Regions from separate parts of the Homo sapiens genome. Here regions 2 and 3 are each linked to region 1. The links are chromatin contacts, found by Hi-C or POLR2A ChIA-PET in ENCODE. All regions are on one chromosome and are shown on one strand. The core of a region is the stretch at or near the end of the contact, and the rest is flanking DNA. Distances in the headings are between cores, read along the strand shown. Region 1 overlaps LOC105373210 (a long non-coding RNA gene). Region 2 has its middle 20 kb from the start of TARBP1. Region 3 has its middle 63 kb from the start of LINC02971.

Region 1 (3,246 bases), core at 560-3,059:
TTTTCTTTTATATTGGTAAGTTTCACTGGATTCTAAGCTACTGAAAAGCAGGGACTATGTTTTATATTTCTTTTCTCTCAGTTCATGTCCAAATTAATGCATCAGGTGAAAAGAAAGGATGCTGTCTGATACCCCATGAGGTAGGTATGAGGCCCATTCTATAAATGAGGGGAAGCAACGTGCTAATAAGAGAAAAAGCTAGGACTCGGTCCCAGAAAGTCTGCCAAGGGTGCCAGCTCCAACCGCTGCAGGTGCCGCCTCTTCACGAGCACGTTACGCCATTTCTCTCTTTAACACGGAAAGCAAAATGTGGGCCTGACTGTGGTGAGGGCATGCTTTTCCATTCTAAATGGCAGCTAGCATGCATTACATGTACAATATACAACAGGAATACAATACGCGGGAGAGAAAACCTTCCCTCCCCTTTTCCTCAGGCACCTGGCTGGTTCAGGCTCCAGTGGCTTGGTTTTGTCGCTGGTGTTGTTAGTTTCCCCCAGCATCCCCATTCATTTTCCAGAATCCTCTGTCCCTCATTGTAGTTTTGTATTTGCAGATACAATCTAGGAAACAATTCAGATGGGAAAAGAAATCTTTTCATGAGAAAGGATAGTAAAATTAACAGAAAGCTGGTTAAACTTACAATTTCCTCAAGTATTGAGAATAAACATGAATCCATGAGAATAAAAACTCAGTATGGATTTGTCCACAACGCTTAGGAGGAACATGTTAGAAGTGCCACATGCAGGCCAGGCGTGGTGGCTCACGCCTGTAATCCCAGCATTTTGGGAGGCCGAGGCAGGAGGATCAAGAGGTCAGGAGATCAAGATCATCCTGGCTAACACGGTGAAACCCTGTCTCTACTAAAAAAAATACAAAAAATTAGCCGGGTGTGGTGGCATAAGCCTGTAGTCCCAGCTACTCGGGAGGCTGAGGCAGGAGAATCGCTTGAACCCGGGAGGTGGAGCTTTCAGTGAGCCGAGACGCACCACTGCACTCCAGCCTGGGTGACAGAGCGAGACTCTGTCTCAAAAAAAAAAAAAAAGAAAAAGAAAAAGAAAGAAAAAGAAATGCCACATGCATGTAAGAGTCCAGGCAGGGTGGTCAAACTGTCAGATGCGCAACATTCGAGGGGCAAAAAGGATGAAATAAGATGCTCTCTAAACGCATGAGCAAGACCAGCTGTCAAAGCACTGGCGCCTTTATTCACACATTTTGTAAACCTCAGGTAGACAGGAGACAGCAGTAAGTACGTGACCTCAGCGCGTGATCCTCATTCAAACTGGAATTCGAGTATCACTGGTCTCAGCTGCAGACATTTCAGAGTGGGTCCATTTGCTCTTAGGAACTTCCAGGGCACCCCAGCACCACTTGTTTTTGCCTTTGTCTTTGCTTTCCTTCCCCACATCCCTACAAAACCAAACAGACTTGCTCTCCCAGCTTCACAAAGAGAAACGGATTCCAAGAGGAAATCACTTCACAGCAAGTGAGCCCTGGGAAGAATTAAAGACTGAGGAGCCCTTGTAATGAGATTAAGGGAAAAATGCTTTTGTGCATCCAACTCAGACCCGTCCTCAGTATGCAGGACGCGAGTGGTGCCAAAACAAACATGGGTATTGTTTTGGGAAGGAAAAGGTTAACAAGCTATGAAAACAAAATTAGAGATATTTTCAAAGCATGACCCTCAGCAGAATGAGTAGAATGCAGTCTACCCAGGCAGCAGCATTCCCTCCTCACTTGACATTTATCCTGCAGCTTGTGGGGGAGCAGCTTCGGCTGTTATGTTCCCAACGGATGAGGAGGGAGCTGCACTCCTTGCGGCGGAGAAGCCGCATCCACTGGGCAGAGGCATAAAAGCTTGGGTCCAGGGGAAAAAGACATCGAGCTCCTTGGCGCCTTCTTAGAGAGGAGCTTAGAAAAAATTCTCTGTGGATCTTGCAGAGCTTGAAACATACGCTTTCATCTTCCCTCTGGCAAAAGCACTTAGCCTGGAATTGGAAATTCCGAGTTTGTTTCCAGATTTGGTCTCAGACTGGCCCTGAACACAAGAGCTGTGTCTCAGTTTCCTCATTCTGTCCATTCAGGTTTATTGGATGCCCACTGTGTACCAGGCTGAGGGCTTCCTGCTGTGGCTCTATAGTGGAAGGGCTTATCCTTGTCTTGACGGGACTCAAGCTCTTGTGAGGAAACAGATATGCAAAGAGATAATTATTACTGCAGTATAGAATGCATATACATGTAATGTTTATCAAATGGAACAGCTTTTAATTGGTTCACAAATCTAGCAGTAATGTGGCCAATGTCAGTGGACATCTGATACACAAGTAGAGTGTGTGTGTGTGTGTGTGTGTGTGTGTGATCGGACACCCAGTACCCTTCCTGGTTCTTTAAGAGCCTGTGAGAGCCCCTGTCCATGTCCTAAGCCTGATTACGGTGACAGAGACTGTCGCTTGGCCGTAGAGTTGGAGCCACAACGATGACATGGTATGTGACAGAGCCGAGATGAAGGAATAGGGAATGGTTCCTTGCTACTCTTCATCCAAAAAAGATTGCTAGTGCCCACGAGTGCCCGGGCTGTCTTAGTTTAATTCCATGCACACAGACTCCAGCATTTAACCATCAGAGTCAGAGATGTTTTATAAACAGAGTCACGAGCCCTAGCAAGAGAGAGAAGCAGGTCAGAGCGTTGAGGTGTCTGCGCAGGTTTTATGAGAAGGCACCCCGTTTTCTCCAACAAGACTCAAAATCTTGTTTGTTGCATTCAAGTCTCAGCTCTTCCAGGGTCTTCCGGCATCATTCTTGGCATTTTAGATGAACTTTCTGAACTTGGCTCAGAATGAGGTGGTGAAGCTTATTTCCAACGTCTTTGTGATTATTTCATACTTGACACCTCACATCCCTGGCTGGAGATCTCCCAAGATCTGAATTGACGGGTTTCATTTCCATGCATCTCAAAGTAGACATACTAAACGGAAGTGCACGGGGTGGCTTGGGCTCAGAGAGGACGGGCTGCGGGCGGTGACCTACCTAAAATTCTTGCTCCAATTATTGAAATATAGCCACGTCGTTTTTCTGAGACTTGTGATAATTAGCCAAGAAATTTGCTGACACTTAAAAGTAAATTTGGTATGAGCAGGTATTACAGAAAAACAATTCTACTGCCCATTCCTTCTTTTTTTTTTTTTTTTTTTGAGACTGAGTCTCGCTCCGTTCTGTTGCCCAGGCTGGAGTGCAGTGGCCTGATCTTGG
Region 2 (3,246 bases), core at 358-2,857, 240 kb after region 1:
ATTCCTTAGGTGCATTGTTGGCCTTCTCACAGACTTAAATATATACATCTGTCCCACTTTTAGAGAAAATAGGAACAAAATCTATTACATGTATTTTAGGCCCTCTATCTGAATTCTGAAGTCTTTCTCTGACTTCTTTTTCAGCTTCAGCTTTTGATTTCAGGCACATTCACACTTGTTTAGCTTTCAACTTACAGAGAATGCTGGAAAAGAGATTCATGCATTATTTAGAGCATTCGTCTAAATGCCCTCCCAGATCCCTTCTAACTCCATGAGGTCCCATGAGTCTGTGAAATGCATGGGCAAAGGAAGAGGAACTGAGGCTTTGAAATCAGATATACCTAGTTCCAATTCCTAGTTCTCAAGTTTACTAGTTGTGTGACTTTGGGTGAGCTGCTTAACCTCATAGGAGCCTAGAGTCCTCATCTAAAAACCTGGGCCAGTGCCAACTACCAAGCCATGACTGTGAGGATTAAATGAGACATCACTTCCATAAAAACACGGAACAGAGTGTGAGGCATACAGCAGGTGCCAAGGTAGATATTAGATCCTGCTTTTCATTATTGGTGCAAGTTTCTGATGGGTCAAACATGCAGGCTGTTGTATATTTGAATATTGCTTCAGTCTTCACTTCCACGGTTTTATTTCAAAAAGAGAAAGAAGGAAGGAAATAAACAGAAACTGTCAGAGGCCCTTCGGAAATCATCACTCATCCATTGAAATGTGCTTTCCATTCAAAAACTACCTTATTAATTATTCATTGCTTTTGGAACTGAAAATGAGAACAGAGCTTAAGACCCAGAGTTGGACAAGAACAGTGTTCCAACTGCTTGATTTCTGTCATTTCCTGGTTTCTACGCAGTACCTCCCAAAATCTGAGATTTGCAGTTTTGGGAGTCGAGAGAACTTTAGGCTTGATGATCAGTCAGGTTTAGTCAGGTTTAGCCAATGCCCTGGAATGACTGTTCTCTTTACTTTCATTTCCACTCCCGGCACCGCATTTCTGGGGGATTATTTCACTGCATGGGTGGCCCGAGTCCCTTGGCCTTCAGCCTTATGGCTCATTCCACCGCTCTGGGCAAGCCATAACCACCCGAACATGCAAGTCTTTCTTTTGTGCCCCAGTGGCATGAGTAACATCATTAACTCTTCAGGGCCGAGGTTTGGGATTAGGTAAAAATCTTACATCCCCCCGTGTTTGCAGTCAGAACACCAGAGTAACAACAGGGTGTTTGCGGGGCTTGTTTTCACGCCAGAAATGAGGTTGCCCTAACACACAATCCTTAAGATGTTTTTTCCCTAACGATTGTCTTCACCAGGATCGTGGGTTACAAAATGGAAGCTCAGTGCTTCCTGCTTCGAGTTCCAGTAGAACAAACATGCAAGAGACTCCTCGGCTTGGAAACTCTTCAAACCAGGGAAGGGCTGCTGATGTGTCCCCAGGAGGGGAAGGGCAGGAGGAGCACAGTTGTGCAGGGGGGTGTTTCACATGCTTCTCTAAAGAAGAGCTTCCTAAAGTGTAAAAAGGCTGGGGAAAGACACATTTCCCAAGGCCTGGGGCCAGTGCGGGGACAAACGCGAGGCTGGCGCACGTGCATTGCGGGTTCCGCGCGCCATCTGGTGGCTTCGGGCTGACATTGGGCGCACCATCCGGGCTTTTACCCCATTGACAGACCTCATAGAAGGAACCCATTGCGGGCGATAAAGTTCTGCTGGAAGTGATCACCAGGGCCCCCAAAGGAAGACACCGAGGGCCAGATGTTCCGAATTCCACTCCTTATTCTACAACTGGATACTGAAAGCCTCAGGTTCTCTTTGACAAGGGGGCACTGATCCTTCCTTCAGGACCAGCCTTCCTATCACACAGCAACATAAGCACTCGGCTCTGGGCAGTGTGGCCCCTCTGTGCCTTGCTTTCCACATCATGACGCCACATGACGGGCCACAGGAGTCTTCCCTTCGCCCCTACCTGGAACGCGTGTATTCCCTTCCAGCCTTGTGAATCCCACAGTTCTCAAGGCTCAGTCCACAGGCATCTTTATATCCTTAGAATATTTGCCTCATATTTTGTTCATACTAGTGTTTCCAAAGTGTGTTCCAAGAATGATGGTGTTATTAATCAGAATTGTATCTCTTTTTGAAAAGGCATTCAAAGTTTGGGAAAGTCAGGGTTACGCAAAGGTTAAACAGACCTGATTGCAGGATATCTCAGGAGCATGACACATACTGAGAATGTAGTGGATTTCTAAGAAGGAACTACAGTTTGCTATAGTTTCTAAACTTGTTTGACATCAAAACCTTCCTCCTATCTCCACCTTTGAAATGTATCTTGCAAATATTGCATCTAATAAAACAATTTTAAGGAAAAATAGCATCCTGTTCACTTGACCCAAGATTATGTAGCTGTCTTTTTAAAACTGGAAGACATCTGCATTCGTTTGCTAGGGCTATTATATTGCCTCACGGTTGTGGATGCTGAAGATCCAAGGCCAATGTGTTGGCAGGGTTGGTTTCTTCTGAGGCCCCTCTCCTTGGCTTATAGATGGTCGTCTTCTCTCTGTGTTACCACATGGTCTTCCCTCTGTGCCTATCTGTGTCCTAGTTGCCTTCTCTTTTCTTCATTGTTTCTTCTTCTTCTCCTTCTTCTTTTTTTTTTTTTTTTTTTTGAGATGGGGGTCTCACTATGTTGCCCAGGCTGGTCTCAAACTCCTGAGCTCAAGTGATCCTTCTGCCTCAGCCTCCCAAAGTGCTGAGATTACAGGAATGAGCCACTGTGCCCAGTCCTAATTTTCTCTTCTTATAAGGACATCGGTCATATTGGGTTAGGACCCACCAACATGACCTCATTTTACCTTAATCACCCTTTTAATGTCCCTATGTCCAACTACAGTTACATTCAGAGGTACTAGGGGTTAGGACTTTAACAAAGGAATTTTGGGGAGCCACAATTCAGCCCGTAACAACATCTTATTGTTGCATCTGTAGGGTAAAATGTATGCTTCAATGGAAAATTATGCATTGTTTAGAGCAGGGTTGGCAAACTACAACCAGTGAGCCAGATCCAGCTGGCCACCTGTGTTTGTAAATAAAGTTTATTGGCACACAGCAGCATTCACCCTTCACATATTGTCTAAGATTACTTGCATGTTCACTGACAGTTGAGTATCTGTACAAAAACCATATGGCTTGCAAAACCAAAAACATTTACAATCTAGCCCTTTATAGGAAAAGGTCTAGAACCCACCC
Region 3 (3,246 bases), core at 519-3,018, 150 kb before region 1:
CCTGGAATCAGTTGACTGAAAACACCAAAAGCTTTGGCTAGCTGAGCAAAGAGTTAGAAGAATCAGTTCTTGACTTTTTCCTGTGATCTCATTGGTTCGGTCACTTGAACCCATTGTGACAGATGTAGCTGTCCAGATGAGAGGGCCGGGTGAGAACTTGCCTACAGCCCCTATGGGCAGCCCAGGAAGCAGAGCACTGCTGCTGCAGGGCATGGCTCAGACACTGGCCTGGCTGGGGACGGGCATGGGAGGCCCAGCAGTCCCGGATGTCCACGATTCCTGAGTGTGCACAGCAGATCAGGTACTCTGAATGCAGAGTTCATGATTAGGTGAAGTCACATGGGCTATTCCTTTTCTTTGTTTTTTCCTTTTAGAGACAGGATCTCATACTCTCTCCCAGGTTGAAGTGCAGTGGCACAATCATAGCTCACCGCAGCCTTGATCCTCCTGCCTCAGCCTCCAAGTAGCTAAGACTGCAGGCATGGGCCACTGTACTTGGCTAATTTTCTTACTATTTTTTTTGTAGAGATGAGGTCTCACTATATTGCCCAGGCTGTTCTCAAATTCCTGGGCTCAAGTGATCCTCCCATCTTAGCCTCCCAAACTGTTGGGATTACAGGCATGAGCCACCATGCCCAGCCCACATGGGCTATTGTTAAACATGAAGCAGAAGAGTATAATAAACATTTAAAATCTCCTAGATTCTTTTCAGCATGATGATAGTTTTTAAAAATTTTATCAAAACTTGTTTTGGGCATGCTTTTTATTATGGTGAAAAATACATAGTGTTAAATTGACCTCTTTCTGTCTGTCTGTCTGTCTGTCTGTCTGTCTTTCTTGAGACGGAGTCTCGCTCTGTCACCCAGGCTGGAGTGCAGTGGCGTGATCTCGGCTCATTGCAAGCTCTACCTCCCGGGTTCACGCCATTCTGCTGCTTCAGCCTCCCGAGTAGCTGGGACTACAGGCACCAGCCACCACGCCCGGCTAATTACTTGTATTTTTAGTGGAGAAGGGGCTTCACCATGTTAGCCAGGATGGTCTCGATCTCCTGACCTAGTGATCTGCCTATGCCTCGGCCTCCCAAAGTGCTGGGATTACAGGTGTGAGCCACTGTGCCCAGCCCATTTTCACCATTTTTAAGTGCATAGTTCTGGAACACTGAGTACATCCATGTTATTCTGCAACCATCACCACCATCCATCTCCAGAACGTTCTCATTTTCCCAAATGGAATGCTAACCCACTAAACGCCAACTTCCCTTCCCCACTTCCTGCAGCCCATGCTGACCACCATTTCTTCTATTGAAACTTTTGTTGAGACCAGAGGACCCTTCTAGCAGATAGGAGAAAGTGTTTCCATGACCTCCTCCTTCAACAATATATTTAAGAATACTTTTTAAAAATATGTTGGACTTTTGTTTCACCTCTCAGATGCAGACACTAAATAAAGCCATGAACACATGTGGACATATGTGGCCCCTCTGGAATAATTGTACATGCCTTTATATTGCCCTTGCTGAAAAGAGCAATATAATGTTTATAAAAGAACACTTACAAAGAAGAAAGACTTGGACCAAACCACCGTCTTCCTGAGTTGTTGACAGCTGTTATTCAGTGGAAACCTCAGTGGAAACAAAGAAATATTGCAGCATTGTTTGAACATGAACATTTGAAGTGGCTTCCTTCCAAAGCTTGGCTGATTTAGGTACCTGGGATCTGTGGCCAAAGCCTCCTGTACTGTCTTGATTTCTTTCCTATAGCTATTGTTGACGCAGCTGTGGAAAAGTCTGGTGTGTATCCTGAATCGGCAATTGCTTCCACTTGCTTAGAGTCAACTATTTCTAGGTTATGTCACTGAGTCTTCCCGAACTGTGGACTGTTCCATTTACAGGGCTTTTGCTGTATTGAGGAAAGGCAAGCTTTTCACCATGGAGGAGATTCGCCAGGTGTTCTCAGAATCTTAGGGGCAGTAGCAGCCAATGTATAGATTTCAATGGACAACCATTGAAATGTGAAGGTGGGAAGAGTCTAGAGCATTTAAGAGAAACAGACAGTGTTTTGTTTGTTTGTTTGTTTGTTTGTTTGTTTGTTTTTTGTTTTTTCCCCCCAGGAAGGGTGGTACTTCCACATCATCATTTTTCTTCTTTTAAAAATTTGTGGCAATGCAGCTTAGCCTATTTTGAGGCCTGAACGTCCTTCTGTAGGCCTGCCCGCCTAGTCCTGGTGCTGACTCACCATGGGCCCTGCTGAGTCATTTCACAGCTCATTTCTTCCCCCCACCAATAACACGGGGTCAATAACGCCTGCCCTGGTTGTGAGACTCAAATGAGAAAACCTATGTGAAAGTGATTTGAAAATCATCAAGCACTTTCCACGTGTACTGTGGGGGCCCTTGCCATATGCTCCTTAGGACAGGCATGTCTGAGTGGGCTTGGGGTGGAAGCCCCCAACCGGGTGCCCCAGTGGTTAGGGGTGTGTGTTGGGGTAGTGATCTGCTTAGCCCTCTGGCTGTGAGCTGTCTCCCCCATTTATCTCCTACAAATATTATTTCCAAGTGGGCCATGACAAACGACAAAAATAGTCAGGAAGCCTGACGGAGAAGGGCTGGCGGGCATTGGTAGGAACAGCTAGAGAGTCCTGGGCCAGGGATCCCACAATACACTCTTTCCAGTTGTCCAGCTCAAATGTCACTTCCTCCAGGAAGTCTTCCGTCAGTCCCCAGGGCACCTGGCCTCCACACTGCCCATCCTGCATTGGGCTTGCTCCTTTAACTGTCTCCTGTGTAGACTGTGGATTCCACGAGGACGAGGACAGTTGTCCACCTTAATCCCTGTTCCTGGCACACAGAAGGCCCTTAAATGAAAGGGTGGACACCCTCCTAAGCACCCTTGTGGGTATGCAGTCTTTATATAGATTTATAACTATGTCCTTTCTTAAGATTAGTTGAAGAATAAGTTTTGGCAGAAAACAAACAAATGAAAGTGGGATTATTTACAGTCTGTTTTCTCAAAATGTGGCCCAGGAACCAGCAGCAGGGGCATCCCCTGGAAGTTTGTTATAAATGTCCAATTTCAGGCCCATCTCATATGGACTAAGTCAGAATCCACTTTTGGCAAAAGACCAGGAGATATGTCTGCTCACTGCAGGCTGTGAGGCGCTGGTTTCAGGCATCTCCTGGGCCTTGCAGATGAGGGAAGGGAAGTCCTGCCCAAGCTTCTCCTAGATCTTGGAGCCGGAGAGCTCAAGG

The links. A loop is a pair of places that touch in the nucleus more often than their neighbours do. ChIA-PET counts read pairs that join two places held with the same protein, here RNA polymerase II (POLR2A). Pooled maps may share reads with other maps.
Region 2: a map of endothelial cell of umbilical vein shows a loop between it and region 1 (5-fold over the local background). The contact joins two enhancer-like sites. A Hi-C loop is called at or near these places in 9 of 168 maps with a recorded cell type or tissue (GM12878, K562, astrocyte of the cerebellum and 5 more), 14 of 37 single-sample maps with no recorded cell type and 14 of 50 pooled maps. POLR2A ChIA-PET finds 5 or more read pairs at or near these places in 5 of 52 experiments (BJ, OCI-LY7, RWPE1 and 2 more).
Region 3: a map of endothelial cell of umbilical vein shows a loop between it and region 1 (6-fold over the local background). The contact joins two enhancer-like sites. A Hi-C loop is called at or near these places in 1 of 168 maps with a recorded cell type or tissue (endothelial cell of umbilical vein), 6 of 37 single-sample maps with no recorded cell type and 7 of 50 pooled maps. POLR2A ChIA-PET finds 5 or more read pairs at or near these places in 2 of 52 experiments (activated B cell and activated CD4-positive, alpha-beta T cell).

What each region holds. Positions count from the first base shown.
Region 1 is chr1:234,742,509-234,745,754 of GRCh38, reverse strand. It overlaps LOC105373210 (a long non-coding RNA gene), which reads left to right. Exons shown (of 3, transcript XR_949292.3): 3 at 1-219. Among named protein-coding and RNA genes, the nearest start is that of LINC02961, 16 kb to the left of the region's middle. Within about 2 kb of position 1,809, at least 6 of the 41 ENCODE cell types and tissues checked have a DNase peak (open chromatin) inside an H3K27ac peak, as active enhancers do; they include ovary, where a contact is called at or near this core.
Region 2 is chr1:234,497,617-234,500,862 of GRCh38, reverse strand. No RefSeq gene overlaps it. Among named protein-coding and RNA genes, the nearest start is that of TARBP1, 20 kb to the right of the region's middle. RefSeq lists enhancers at 812-901, 1,312-1,361, 1,402-1,451, 1,446-1,740. Within about 2 kb of position 1,607, at least 35 of the 41 ENCODE cell types and tissues checked have a DNase peak (open chromatin) inside an H3K27ac peak, as active enhancers do; they include ovary, where a contact is called at or near this core.
Region 3 is chr1:234,892,958-234,896,203 of GRCh38, reverse strand. No RefSeq gene overlaps it. Among named protein-coding and RNA genes, the nearest start is that of LINC02971, 63 kb to the left of the region's middle. Within about 2 kb of position 1,768, at least 4 of the 41 ENCODE cell types and tissues checked have a DNase peak (open chromatin) inside an H3K27ac peak, as active enhancers do.